2 separate regions of the Mus musculus genome follow, and region 2 is linked to region 1. A link is a contact called in ENCODE Hi-C or POLR2A ChIA-PET data. All regions are on one chromosome and are shown on one strand. The core of a region is the stretch at or near the end of the contact, and the rest is flanking DNA. Distances in the headings are between cores, read along the strand shown. Region 1 overlaps Zmiz1 (zinc finger, MIZ-type containing 1). Region 2 overlaps Zmiz1 (zinc finger, MIZ-type containing 1).

Region 1 (6,593 bases), core at 929-3,428:
TCTCTGACCCCAACCTCAAGTTCAGGAAGTTGCAACACTTCCTTGTTTCCATAGTAACTAGCTACTGCTCCAGGAATACACTGAAATGTTTTTGTTACCTCCTCTGTGCAGGCCCTGGGCCAACCTGTGAGGACAGGGATGGATGGACGGACAGACGGACGGAGAAAGGGAGTGTGAAGGGAGACCCAGTCCCAGCCCCAGCCTAGGATGATAGCAAGCAACTAAGAAAGAGAGCAGAGGGGAGGGAGGAGGGAGAGCCTTCAGTGGAGAACCTTCCCAGCATCTGATACTATCAGGGGACAAGCTCAGGGGTACAGCTTTTGACCTGACTTCTCAGGGATGAGTAGACGTTCACCAGACCGAATGAAGAGGCTAGAGAAAATGTCAAGGCTCCGGCCTTGAGGTACCTCTCACCTTCAAAAGCTGCAGTGTGCTGTGTGAGCCTGGTGGCTCAGCTGCTTGGGAGGCTGAGACAGGTGAAAGGGAAGTGAAAGGCCCCACCTGTACTGCAGAGTGTCAGTTCAAGGTCAGCTTGGGCAACCAAGAGAGACCTTGTCACCAAATAAGAAATTAGTAGGGATTGGCATGTAGCTTAAGACACATGACTCTGGATTTGACCCCCAACCTTGAATAACCCATATGTGTGGGACCTGCCTATGGTCCCAGCACTTGGAAGATGGCAGCTGGAGGTTGGAGAATTCAAGGCATCCTCAGCTGTACAGTGAATGCCAGGCCTGAACCTCAGAAAGTCTCATCAAGTCCGGGAGGGGACCTCCGTGGTACAGTACTTGCCTAGCGTGGCTAAAGCTCCAGGTTTGATCCCCAGTACTATGAAGGAAAGAGGGGAGGGAGGGAGAGAAAATGGTAGTGGGGGGACTAGAACTCAGCACAGAAAGCAGAGAAGATGAAGGCTTGATCACTGACCAAAAAGGAAGATCGAGACCACAATGCAAAGTGTGGACCAGATGCCCAGGCCCCTTCCCAATTTCAAGTGTCTAATGGGCGTGCTGACAGAGTAGGTACTGTAGCAGTGACAGTACAGGTGACAACCCTAAAGGATTCTAGATAACCACTCTCTCCGAGGGGAACAGGACTGGGGACTGGACAAATCCACAGCCCGGTTCTCAGGCTAGTGAGAGACGCTCCCTAACTGTCCCAGGGAAGCAGCCTAAGTGAATGAAGGCTTTAAGAACCTTGAGAACTGCGCACAGGTTGCTGCTTTGCTTGTCGTCTCCCCATCCTGCATGCACTTGGTCCAGCAGGGAGAAGGCCAGCCTCAGAGAGTGGAGAATGGAGGCAGAGGGAGGCCAGAGCGCTAGGGTAGGCGCACCCAGCACCTTGCTAGTTTTATTTCCCCTCTCTGAGCCTCAGTTCCCTATCTGGAAAGAGAAGGAAGGTATGATGGACAGGTTCCTCTATTACCCCCTGATCCCACCCACTAAATCATCTCTGGATCTGTGGGTTCCGGGAGGGGTCATGTCACCTGACACTGCAGCAACAAATCCAAACTGTGGTTTAGGACAAAGCAACATTTGGTGGCTAAATAGGCCAGACACATGGGCAAGGAGTCTCAGGGGGGTGGCAGTGGTTTCTGGGGAACCCCCCACATGTACTGAAGTGTCTTACCAGAGGATGGCAGCCGTGGGCAGGCTACAATTAAGGGACCAACAGTACCCCAGACACCACAGTGAATAAACACCTTCATGCTTGCCCCAGGCCCAACAGCTCTGGAGAGCGGGGTCAGGGTAAGCCAGACCTCTATGAGACAAAGCAGAAATCCCAAGCAGGGGAGCCTTGTACCTGAGCCTTACTCACTCCAGTGGAGGGCATGGTTGGGATGCCTGGGTTCCAGTTCCAGCTCAACTAGCGACCTGTCCCTCTGGTTTAGACCCACTGTGTAGATGAAGGGCTGATGTTATTACTGGTGCACGTGGTAATAACACTCTGTGCTCTCTGACACAGTGCTGTTGCATAGCACCTGACAAGGGTAGGGCCTCCTGTCCGATGTTCCTAACAGCCACAAGGGATGCCACAGCAGGAAGCAATGCCAACAGCTCTGATTCCAAACCCAGAGCTTCTTACAGAGAGCCCTGAGCTTTGGAGCCTGGGATTGTTTGGGTGGGATGGGCCTGGACAGATGGCAGTGGGCAGTGAGGGGCAAGCTAGACTCGGGCGAGTGCCAGTGGAAGGCGGGCTAGAGAGGACACATGTCTCACGTCCATGCTGCCCCCACCTCCCTGGACAGGGCTCCACCTTCAGTAGTGAATGAATGTGACAGGAAGAGCCTGAAAGACAAAACCACCTTCCCAAAGCACCCAGTACAGGATCCTGCTTGCTCAGCAAATGCCAGCCGCCTTCTTCCCCGTGTCCCCAAACCATCTGCCTCCCTAGCCACTTCCACATCCCATGACCTGAGGGTTCTACTTCCCCATCCAGCCTGATGTCTTCAAGCTGCCCAGATTCAAAGAAAACAAGAAGGCCCAGGGCACAGTTTTATTTCAATTTGACCCAAGCTAGAGTCATTTGGGAAGAGGGGCTCTCCATTGAGAAAATACCTCCAGCAGATCAACTTGTAAATAAGTCTGCATTTTCTTAATTAGTGACTGATGTAGGAGGGATGCAGCTGGTTGTGGGTGGGGCCATCACTGGACTGGCGGTCCTGGGTGTGCTAAGAAAGTAAGCTGGGCAAGCCCTGAAGAGCAAGGCAGTACACAGCAGTCCTCCGTGGCCCCTCTCCATCAGTTTTAGCCTCCAGGGTGCTGTACCGAGTTCTTCCCCTGAATTTCCTGGAGGGTGAACTACAAGCTATAGGAGGGAACAAATCCTTTCTTCCCCAAGTTGCTTTGGTCATGGTGTTTTATCCCGGCGATAGAAAAAACCCTAACCAAAAGAAAGCCATCTCCTCCAGGAAGTCCATTCTGCTTACTCTGTCCTGCCTTAGATTCAGCTGCAGAGGACCCAGGCAATACAATTGTGCTGTGTCAAAAAGAGGAGTCCTGGATTCTTCATGGCTCTGGGATGAGAACTGGGCTTCAGCTGGAAGGGACCACTAGGGGAGTAGGAACAGCCCACTCCTGGAGGTGCACAAGGCCACACACGACATACTATGGGGATGTCATACACAGGACATATATCTGTATGACAGGCATCAGAGGATGTGGCTGCTAAGATACCTCAAGGACTTGGGAACCAAAGGTCCCAGGAATACTAGAAATGGGTATGTGGAGCTTGTGAGTGGTATAGAACAGGCTGTACAGCCTAGGCACTGCCAGGGGGCAGGCAAAGAGGGAAACTATCCAAGGTATATAGCCTAAGAACTCTAAGGCCTGAAAAGATTCAAACCCTCCAAGCAAGCCCACCTCTGCATAAAGGGACCAGCCGGGCTGACAAGAAACAGCAGAAATTCAAAGTCAGCTCAGGCCAGGTGGGGGCACTGAAGGCTCGCCCTTTAGTAAGGGCGTCCAGCAGAGGCTGAGCTCCACAGCCCATCTTCAAAACAAAACTAGAATTTCCCCCTGAATTTCAGTTCTTCTCCCAGGATCTGCGACACAGTGAGGTTCCGGGGCCCCGGTGGCCCGTGCACAATGAGTAGAGAGACTGAAGGCTAATGAGCAGCCTCCTTTCCCTGCCAGACAGCCAGACCACTTCCCAAAGTCCAGAAAGCCAGGAACATAAGGACTGTGAGCCAGGGAAATGATGTGTTAACCACAGTGGCAGATGGGGGTCACAGCCCTCCTCAAGGCCCTACCCAAAATGCCTCTCTGCACACAAAGCTTGTCCCCCAGAGATGGCCCTTCACTGTATCATGACAGGCAGCTCTTCTGCAGGCTGAGTGTTCTTGTCATCCACATTAGGGCTCCCAGCACCAGGAAAAGATGACCCACATAAGCTCTGACCTGGCCTGTTGCCTTCCTTGGAGAAAGAGTTGGGGTACTTCTCCCCACCTAATCCTCCTGAGAGAGCTGCAGACTGAATCCAGACACAGTCCACCCCATGCAGCAGGAGATAGGACTATCTCCCAGGGATACCAGCCTATCCCAGAAGGCCATACCTATAACTATTCATCCTACATTCCTAGGACCACTCGACCCTGGGCCAGGTAATATGTCGCAGGAGGACTCTTTTGTTAGGGACTTTAGTCGAGTCCCTTTTCTTTCTTCAACCTTGGTTTTCCCACCAGGAAAATGCCGGGCTGGATGAGAAGCAGGCTTCTAAAGACAATGTCCTCTGAAGGTAGAGGTCACACACAGAGCTGGAATGTGGCCAAGAGGAGCTTCAAGACTTGTCCAGCGATTCCTCCTATGGCCAGGGACTCCAGCCTTGTGGGCAAGGGCACTCTTCTGATACTGTTCAAAGATGTCCACACAGAAGTAAGCTGCGGGCTCTCTCTCCAGAAGATGGAGGTTACAGGAATGAGGCCGAGTGCTCTCAAGCAAGCTACGTTAACAGTTCCAGGGGGTGGGGTATTGTGCCTCCTCATCAACCTGCATCAGGATGCTGTGATATCATCCTAGTTCATATTGGGTGGGTAAGGAAACTGAAGCTCTTAGGGGTCTGTGAGTAGTAGCCAAGGGTGCCATTCTCTGTCTTCCTTCACAGATGCTCTGCACAGAGCTTAGCAGGTGTCAAGGCTTGTTCTACTCTGGGTCTTTTCAAATGGACAGAAGCCAAAAGGGAAGTTTTTGGCATCTCCGGCCTCCGTTTGCAGGAGGGAAAACAAGACGCTCAGACAGAAAGCCAGATAGATTGGCTTAGAACATTCTCCAGGGGCACCAGGCCTTTTGGAGAGTTGAGTTAAAATGTCTTTGGGTTATTATTGCCTCTATGAAAGGATAGGTACTCTGTCATGTTTTAGAAGGCCCTAAAGACAAGGAATCAGAAAGCTTTGGTTGGTTCTGAGTCAGTTTGACCTTGAGCAATCGGTACACTGGAGTTAAGACTTTGGGAGAGCACTCATGACACTGACTAAGGTTACTGTTCCTTAAACACTTGCCACAAGCCAGACACTGAACACTCCCTAGCTTCTTAACCTATTGGGAGAGTGGTATGTTAGTGATTGTTAGAGCATGAATAACTCATATACAGACGTGGAGGCCAAGGTCAGAGATGTCAAATATAAAAGGTGGAGTTGACAGACTACAGACAGCCAGAAAAAAAAATCCTGAAACAGGCTGGGGAGACGTGTGTCTCAGTCCCTGAAGCGCTTGCCATGTGATTATGAAGACCCAGTTCAATCTCCAGGACCCACATAAAAAGCCAGGTGTTGGAGTGCACTCTTACAGTCCCTGAGCTGGGAGGCAGAGGGTTCACTGGTCAGCTAGTGCAGCCTCATCAGCTAAGGTCCTGAGAAACACACACACACACACATACACACACACACACACACACACACACACACACACAGACACACACACAGACACACACACAGACAGACACACACACACACAGACACACACACACACAGACACACACACACACACAGAGACACACACACACACAGACACACACACACACACAGACACACACACAGAGACACACACACAGACACACACACACACACACACAGACACACACACACACACACACACACACACAGACACACAGACACACACACACTCAGATCATACAGCCATACAGACTCACATACATACCCGACACACACCCACACCCACACATATATACATACACTCTTACACTCACACATCCACACAGAGAAGAGTGAGAGCAGGGATGGGGGATTCAGTAAATGATTTGAAGTGGGTAAACAATAGCAACTTCAGTGGTGCACAATCCTCTCCACCTGGACCAGCTGTGATAGCCTGCTGTAGGAAAGCCATCTTGGTGGACCCAGGGCCTGTCCCTGAACCCCTCTGGGCTTGGACTCTCCCCATGTGCCATCCAAAAAGAAAAACTGAGACTCTGGAAAGGACTCCTTGCACTTCCAAACACCAGGAGAAAAAAAAACCAAGCCCCACCCCCCCCCCCCCCCCCGAGCTCCTCGGGAGAGCTCGTCTGTGCCTAGGCTGCATGCCCACTGTTGAAATGGTGTTTTGAGCTTCTCAACTGACCCAGCTGAGGTCAAGGTCCACCCAGGGTGCAGGGTGAGGGATTGGGCAGGAGCCTTGAACAAAGTCCAGACAATTGGATCCCGAGCCAGGATCCAATTTTCCTCCAGCAGCTGTCACCTGGACCTGACACAGGTGACTCTTAGGGTGGAGCCAGCAGGTTCCAACCCTGCTTCCTTGTCCAGAGAGGAACCAACAGCAAACAGACAAGCCACTAGCCATACAAACTCCAAGTCGGCAGGAAGTGGGTTGGGGACTAGAGGGGAGGACTTGGCGCGGAAGAGCTTGGACTCTCTCAAGAGGGCTGTGGTTTGATTTCTCTCACATTAAGTATTCATTCTCAACATATCCCCACATGCACACACACAAGCTCGTGGACTAGAAGAGGTTTGGAGACTGTCCTTAAAACAAACCCAAGGATCACGTCTACCCTCCCTCAGTCCAGCTGGGCTCCTGAGCTAGGTTACAAACAGCCTTTATTGAGGTGCACTAAAGACTGGCCAACAGTATATGTTCAGTACATGTCTA
Region 2 (6,189 bases), core at 3,462-5,961, 95 kb before region 1:
CTAAGATTGGCTTTCCTGGATCTTGCTATGCAGATTGACCTTGAACAAGAGATCAGCATGCCTGTCTCCTGAGATTAAAGGTGTGTATCACCATGCCTGGATCTAAATTTAGCTGGGTAGGAGCTTGCCCCAAGGTCCCACTCCCTTAATCTCCTAGAACACAGGATTTTGCTCTATTTCACTTCCTGATACCACTTTAATACACACACACACACACACACACACACACACACACACTTTTTTTCGAGACAGGGTTTCTCTGTACAGCCCCGGCTGTCCTGGAACTCACTTTGTAGACCAGGCTGGCCTCGAACTCAGAAATCTGCCTGCCTCTGCCTCCCAAGTGCTAGGATTAAAGGCGTGCACCACCACCGCCCGGCTTCGAACCATATATTTTATATTTTTCCTTTCTAAGCTTGCTATGCTTGTTCAAACATCTCTTCATAAGACTTAACCAGAAAACAAAGTCTCTGCTAGGCTTTTTTGAAACTTCCTTTGACAATGCAATTAATCTGAGACTCTTCACCTTAGCCTCAGGCAGACTTTTCAGACAAGAGCAAAAAGTAGCCAAAATACCACAAAAACAGTCTTTATGACACATTCTGAAATTCTTCTCCTTTGAAATCTCTTGGGCCAGGTCAACACAGTTCAAATTACTCCCAGCAACAAAGTCTTCCATATTCCTACTAGGATGACCCATTAAGCCCCATTTAAAGCATTCCACTGCTTTCCAAATCCCAAGTCCCCAAATCCACATTCTTTCAAATAAAAGCATGGTCAGGCCTATCACAGCAATACCCCAGTCCCTGGTACCAACTTCTGTCTTAGTTAGGGTTTTAGTGCTGTGAACAGACACCATGACCAAGGCAAGTCTTATAAAAAACAACATTTAATTGGGGCTGGCTTACAGGTTCAGAGGTTCAGTCCATTACCATCAAGGTGGGAGCATGGCAGCATCTAGGCAGGTATGGTGCAAGAGGAGCTGAGAGTTCCAAGTCTTCATCCAAAGGCTGCTAGTTGCAAGACTGACTTCCAGGCCACTAGGGTGAGGATCTTATGCCCACACCCACAGTGACACACCTACTCCAACCAGGTCACACCTATTCCAACAAGGCCATACCTCTAAATAGTGCCACTCCCTGGTCCAAGAATATACAAACCATCACAATTCCATAAGATCTGGCTGTAGGGGGCTGGAGAGATGGCTCATTAAAAGCACTGACTGCTCTTCCAGAGGACCCAGGTTCAATTTCCAGCACCCACACAGCAGCTCATAACTGTCTAACTTCAAGATCTGACACCCCCACACAGACATACACGGAGGCAAAACATCAATGCACACAGAAGAAAAATACATTGAAAAGAAAAAGATTGGATTATAGATAGAAGATCCTGTGGCTATTATTTTCTTAGTTGGTGATTGTGGGTAGTGTCACCCCTGGGCAGGTGGTCCTGGGTTCTATAAGAAAGCAAGTTGAGCAAGCCATAAGAGCAACCCAGTAAGTAAGCAGCCCCCTTCACTGTGTCTGTGTCAGCCCTCTCCCACCCCTGTTTGATTTTCTACCTTGGCTTCCCTCAATGGGCTGTGACTCAGTGTATGGAAGCTAAATAAACTCTTCCCTCCCCAAGTTGCTTTTGGTCATGATGTTTTATCACAGCAATAGTAACCTGACTAAGACCATTGGTCCAGCCATCCCCACATCCCTACACCCATCCCCACATTGTGTTTCCATCTGCTCCATCTTGTGCTTCTGCTTGCCCGGGAATCCCAAGATCCCCAGTGCTGGGGCCAGCAGTATGCTCGTGAACTGACTCTTGGCGTGTGTTCATAATCGCAGCATTTGGATGGTTGAAGCAGGACAATCAGAGTCTGACAGAGACTGCAATATTCCCACATTGTAGGTGAGGAAACTGTGACTCTGTTTACAGTTGATCCTGTAAGAGCCAGAGCAGAATCCTGGGTTCCCTGTTCCAACCTATGAGACAGGTTCTGGGGAGTGCCTAGGGGGTCCCTGCTGGAGGCTATGAGGGGTGCAGCACACCCTGGCACCTTCCGGGGTGCCTCATGCAGAGGCTGTCTCCTCCTCTCTGCATACTTGCAGAGAGCCTCAGCTAGCACTCCAGTGACACAGAGATAAACCACAGGGAAGGCAGAGATAAGGGGTAGAAGTGGACCCATGGAACACCATCGGACAGGTTATCTTGGTTCTTGGCCTGTGAATGATCATCTCACTCTAAACATGGGCAAATAATGGCAGCCAGGATTCCTGTAAAGTGTATGTTTTCTAGGGCTGGAGAAGTGGCTCAATGGTTAGGAACATTTGCTATTCTTGCAGAGGACCTGAGTTTGGTTCTTAGCAACATGTGATGGCTCACAACTATCTGTAACTCCAGTTTTATGAGATCTGACGCGCTTTTCTGGCTCCTCAGGTATCTGGTGTGCATGTGAGATATATATATATATATTCAGCCAAACACACATACATATACGGTGTGTGTGTGTGTGTGTGTGTGTGTGTGTGTGGCTGACTTCTAAAGCTGGCTAGGACAAGGGTAGTGAGCCAAAGAAGCCCAGAAAGTCAAATCCAGGTCATCCGAGTGACTGGCTGGGGACCCAGAAAGGAAGCACAAAGAAACCCCAGGCCTGAAATACCAGCACCCAGCTCAGAGCCTGTAACCAACCAGGAAAAGACCTCCATGGGCATACCAGCCAGCAGGGGGCACTCTAGACAAACCACAGCATCCTGAGGGCCAGATGCTGACTCCAGACTCTCAAGTCCTCTGAACACCTCTACCTTCTCCATCATTTTAAAAGCTCGAAGGTGTCCTGCACTCTAAAATACAGGAGGGCCTTGTGCAGTCGTCCCTGGCTTCAAAGCTTCAGTTTCTCCATGGATAGGAGACAAGAGTCACTGGTGGCTCCACCAAGTTCTGCCTCCAAGGAGGATCTTCCAGGAAGGCCATGCCATTTAGGACCAGGAACTCAGAGAGGTCTTGACACATGCTTGCACATATCGATATCTTCGGTAGCCTAAGGATGCTCTGCCCACCCACGGAAGCTTCTAGCAAGTATGAGGAGCTTGCACATCCCTGGTCAGCAACCTTTCAGCCCCAAGGCTGCTTTTCCCTTATGAACGCTGTCAAGACCCCAGGCCTCACTTCAGGAGGCAAATAGCAAAGAGACAGACAGTACCACTCTAGATCAGGCTAACCTCCACAGGGTCTCTGGATTCAAAGGTCTTCAGGATACCTGTGGGCAAAGTTGTTCCCAACTTGACAGTCCATTTGATTTTGTTTTGGGGAACCCAAAACCCATAATGATTTTGTCCTAGATGACATGGTCTATATCTGTCCAGGTCTGGGCTCCATCTTATGGAATCAAGGTGTGACCTGGCTGGGCTTCCAACACTTGTGAGACTCATAGGACATCAGAGAGGTAACTGTCAGGAGACATTACAGACAACAGGAACAACAGAGGGAGTCCCTGCCCTCCTCCCCAAATACAATCTCATTGTAGTTCAGACTGGTTTCAAATTCATGGGGAATCCTCCTGCCTCAGTGCTGGTATTACAGTTATCTAGCTATTATATATTTTCATTTATAAAATAAAAGCTGAAGAAAGAGGCCCACACAGCACACTCCTTTACATTTATTTTTTCCAGATGGGGTCTTTGTATGTAGCCCAGGCTGGCCTTGAATCCATGAAGCTCTTGTTTGAGCTTCTTGAAACATTATACTTAGTTGAGGTGTCACTTTGAAACTGCTTGTATCAATAGTAGAGAATGGGGGCCAATAACACAGGAATGAACAGAGATGGCAGGCCTGAATTCCACACTGCAAGGTGCAAGGACTTGAAAGCTAAGGGTCTAGGGCCTGAGGAGAGGTTAGCACCAGGCAGGAAAAGGGGGTGGGGCATGGAAGGGACAGCCTGGCTTCTGTACACACTGTTTTCACTGGCTGCCCAGTTCCGAGGCAAAGCCTTTGAGAGATGAAGTGCAAGGCTGCCAGCGGGGCTAAGCTAGAAACCTCTGCCTTTCTAGCCATTAGCATGCTGCTCTTTCCATGTCCCCCCAAGACCGGTGGCCACAGTCTCCTGCGTACTCCTATCTCAAGCCATGGCTGGGTCCCAAATGAAGCCCTTGTTCCATCCCATTGGTCCAAAGCCAGTGGTTTGCAAGGCCACCCAGAACCCCATCACAGCACCCTGTTGTCAGGAAGCGGCAAGCCGTTGGCGGCCAGCAGAGGTCGCCCCACTGCCACAGAAGCACCACTCAGCTGTGTTTGCCTCCAGGTGCCTTTAGACAAAACCATCAGTGGAAGCAGCTCTAGCACCCAGGCAGGACCTGGCTCTCTACCAACCAAGAACCTGGTACCAACCTGGTAGCCTTTTCCAGTCTGCTGCCCTCTGATTAAGTGTGGACTCAATCAGGAAACTTTTCTGTGGTCCTGCCATCCCTGTCCTTGTGTCTTTCTAGTTAGCCTGGGGGGGTCTACAGTGGGTGGGTACCTGCTCTGCTACCCTCCCACTGTGTGAACAGGGCAAGAAGCTGGGCCTCAGTTTGTATATCTGTAAAATGAAGGCCTGGGCTAGCCATCCTCTGGCAGCCTGCCAAACGCCAGAATCCAAGGGCTCCAGCTGCCTGGAAACTCCACCTCAGTAGGAGCAGCACATTCAACTTTAAAATCCAAAGGTTCTGCCCAAGCGGTGGAGCCCGTAGCCTGGAAAACTCCCGGAAAGCCTCTTCCACCACTCCACCAACCCCCTGCCAGATGGCCCAACGCCCCAGGCACTGCCTCTCTTGAAGCTATGCCTGACCAGAGACCATTACATGTATGGAAGTTTTTAGCTGGTGACATGGTAGTCAGGCTGAGTCTTCCCGATTTCCAGGGGTGGTCGTGCTGGGAGAAGTTTCTGTTGACAGTATCATCTCCTGGCAACGCTCAGGTCAAGCTGGCCCCGTGCACTTAAAGCCTCCTGGAGAATGAACTGCAGAGAGCTGAAGGGGGACTAAGAAGCCAACCTCTTCAGCTACACCAGTGGAAAACAGTGGACAGAAGCCTCAAACAGGCGAGAACTCATCTGGCTGTCTTACATATAGGGTCTTTCCCTGGACACAGGGGTAGAGAATTTTTACTGTACAGTGGGCACTCGGAGCACCCCAGTGTGGGAAGAGCACCTCACAACCATCTTACAAATACTGTGTTTTCTTTTCCCACTTCTCAGGCCTAGCGAGTAAACCCGAGCGTCTCCAGGTAAAGGTGTTTTCACACGGCACACACATCTACGTACCCCTCTGCACTCTCCATAGCTGGTATGTGCACACATGGGCTGTTGGCCCAGATGCACTGGAGCACACACATCTCCTGACAGCTTGCACAGGCAAGTAGCACATCTCTGGGGAGCTGTGTGAGCAACGGTGTGCAGAAATGATTCAATCACCATGCACATCTGCAGCGCGAGTTGGGGGAGGGGGGAGGGGGACTGGCAGCAGGGCTGGGAGACTCTGCCCATAGCTTGACTGGAGGCTGTGTTTTGAAACAGGACCAGGGGGACAACCTTGCTCTGGCAAGAAAGAAAAAAAACAAAGAAAGAAAGAAAGAAAGAAAGAAAGAAAGAAAGAAAGAGGAAAGGAAAGGAAAGGAAAGGAAAGGAAGAAAAAAGAAAGAGGGAGGGAGGAAGGGAAGGAAGAAGGGAGGGAATGAGGGGTGGGGAGGGGGAAGGAGGGAAAGAGAGAGAGGAAACATAGAAGCCAGACTTTAGGGTACCACCCCAATCTATTCCTCCAGCAGTGTGGTGGTTTGAATATGCTTGGCCCAGGGAGTGGCACTACTTGGAGGTGTGGACTTGTTGGAAGAAGTGAGTCATTGTGGGTATGGGCATTAAGGCCCTCATCCTAGCTGCCTGGAAGCCAGTCTTTTCCTAGTGGCCTTCAGATGAAGATGTAGAACTCTGAGCTCCTCCTGTACCATGCCTGCCTGGAGGCTTCCATGCTTCCATCTTGAAGATAATGGACTGACCCTCTGATCCTGATGCCAGGCCCAATTAAATGTTGTCATTTATAAGAGTTGACTTGGTCATGGTGCCTGTTCACAGCAGTAAAACCCTAAGACAAGCAGCTTTAGAATTTTAGGGGGACAGAGGTCATGGAGCTTGGTCCTCTCCTAGCCTGTCCCCCTCCTCCCACTGCT

What was found. A loop is a pair of places that touch in the nucleus more often than their neighbours do. ChIA-PET counts read pairs that join two places held with the same protein, here RNA polymerase II (POLR2A).
Region 2: a loop to region 1 is called in a map of gastrocnemius, with 2.9 times the contacts of the local background. The contact joins two enhancer-like sites. A Hi-C loop is called at or near these places in 10 of 37 maps with a recorded cell type or tissue (CH12.LX, T-helper 17 cell, gastrocnemius and 3 more). POLR2A ChIA-PET finds 5 or more read pairs at or near these places in 2 of 5 experiments (Patski and embryonic stem cell).

The regions. Positions count from the first base shown.
Region 1 is chr14:25,466,178-25,472,770 of GRCm38, reverse strand. The region is part of intron 1 of Zmiz1 (zinc finger, MIZ-type containing 1); the gene reads right to left. Among named protein-coding and RNA genes, the nearest start is that of Zmiz1, 10 kb to the right of the region's middle. Within about 2 kb of position 2,178, at least 2 of the 3 ENCODE cell types and tissues checked have a DNase peak (open chromatin) inside an H3K27ac peak, as active enhancers do; they include gastrocnemius and heart, where a contact is called at or near this core.
Region 2 is chr14:25,563,974-25,570,162 of GRCm38, reverse strand. All of the region lies in intron 3 of Zmiz1 (zinc finger, MIZ-type containing 1), which reads right to left. Among named protein-coding and RNA genes, the nearest start is that of 4931406H21Rik, 20 kb to the left of the region's middle. Within about 2 kb of position 4,711, at least 2 of the 3 ENCODE cell types and tissues checked have a DNase peak (open chromatin) inside an H3K27ac peak, as active enhancers do; they include gastrocnemius and heart, where a contact is called at or near this core.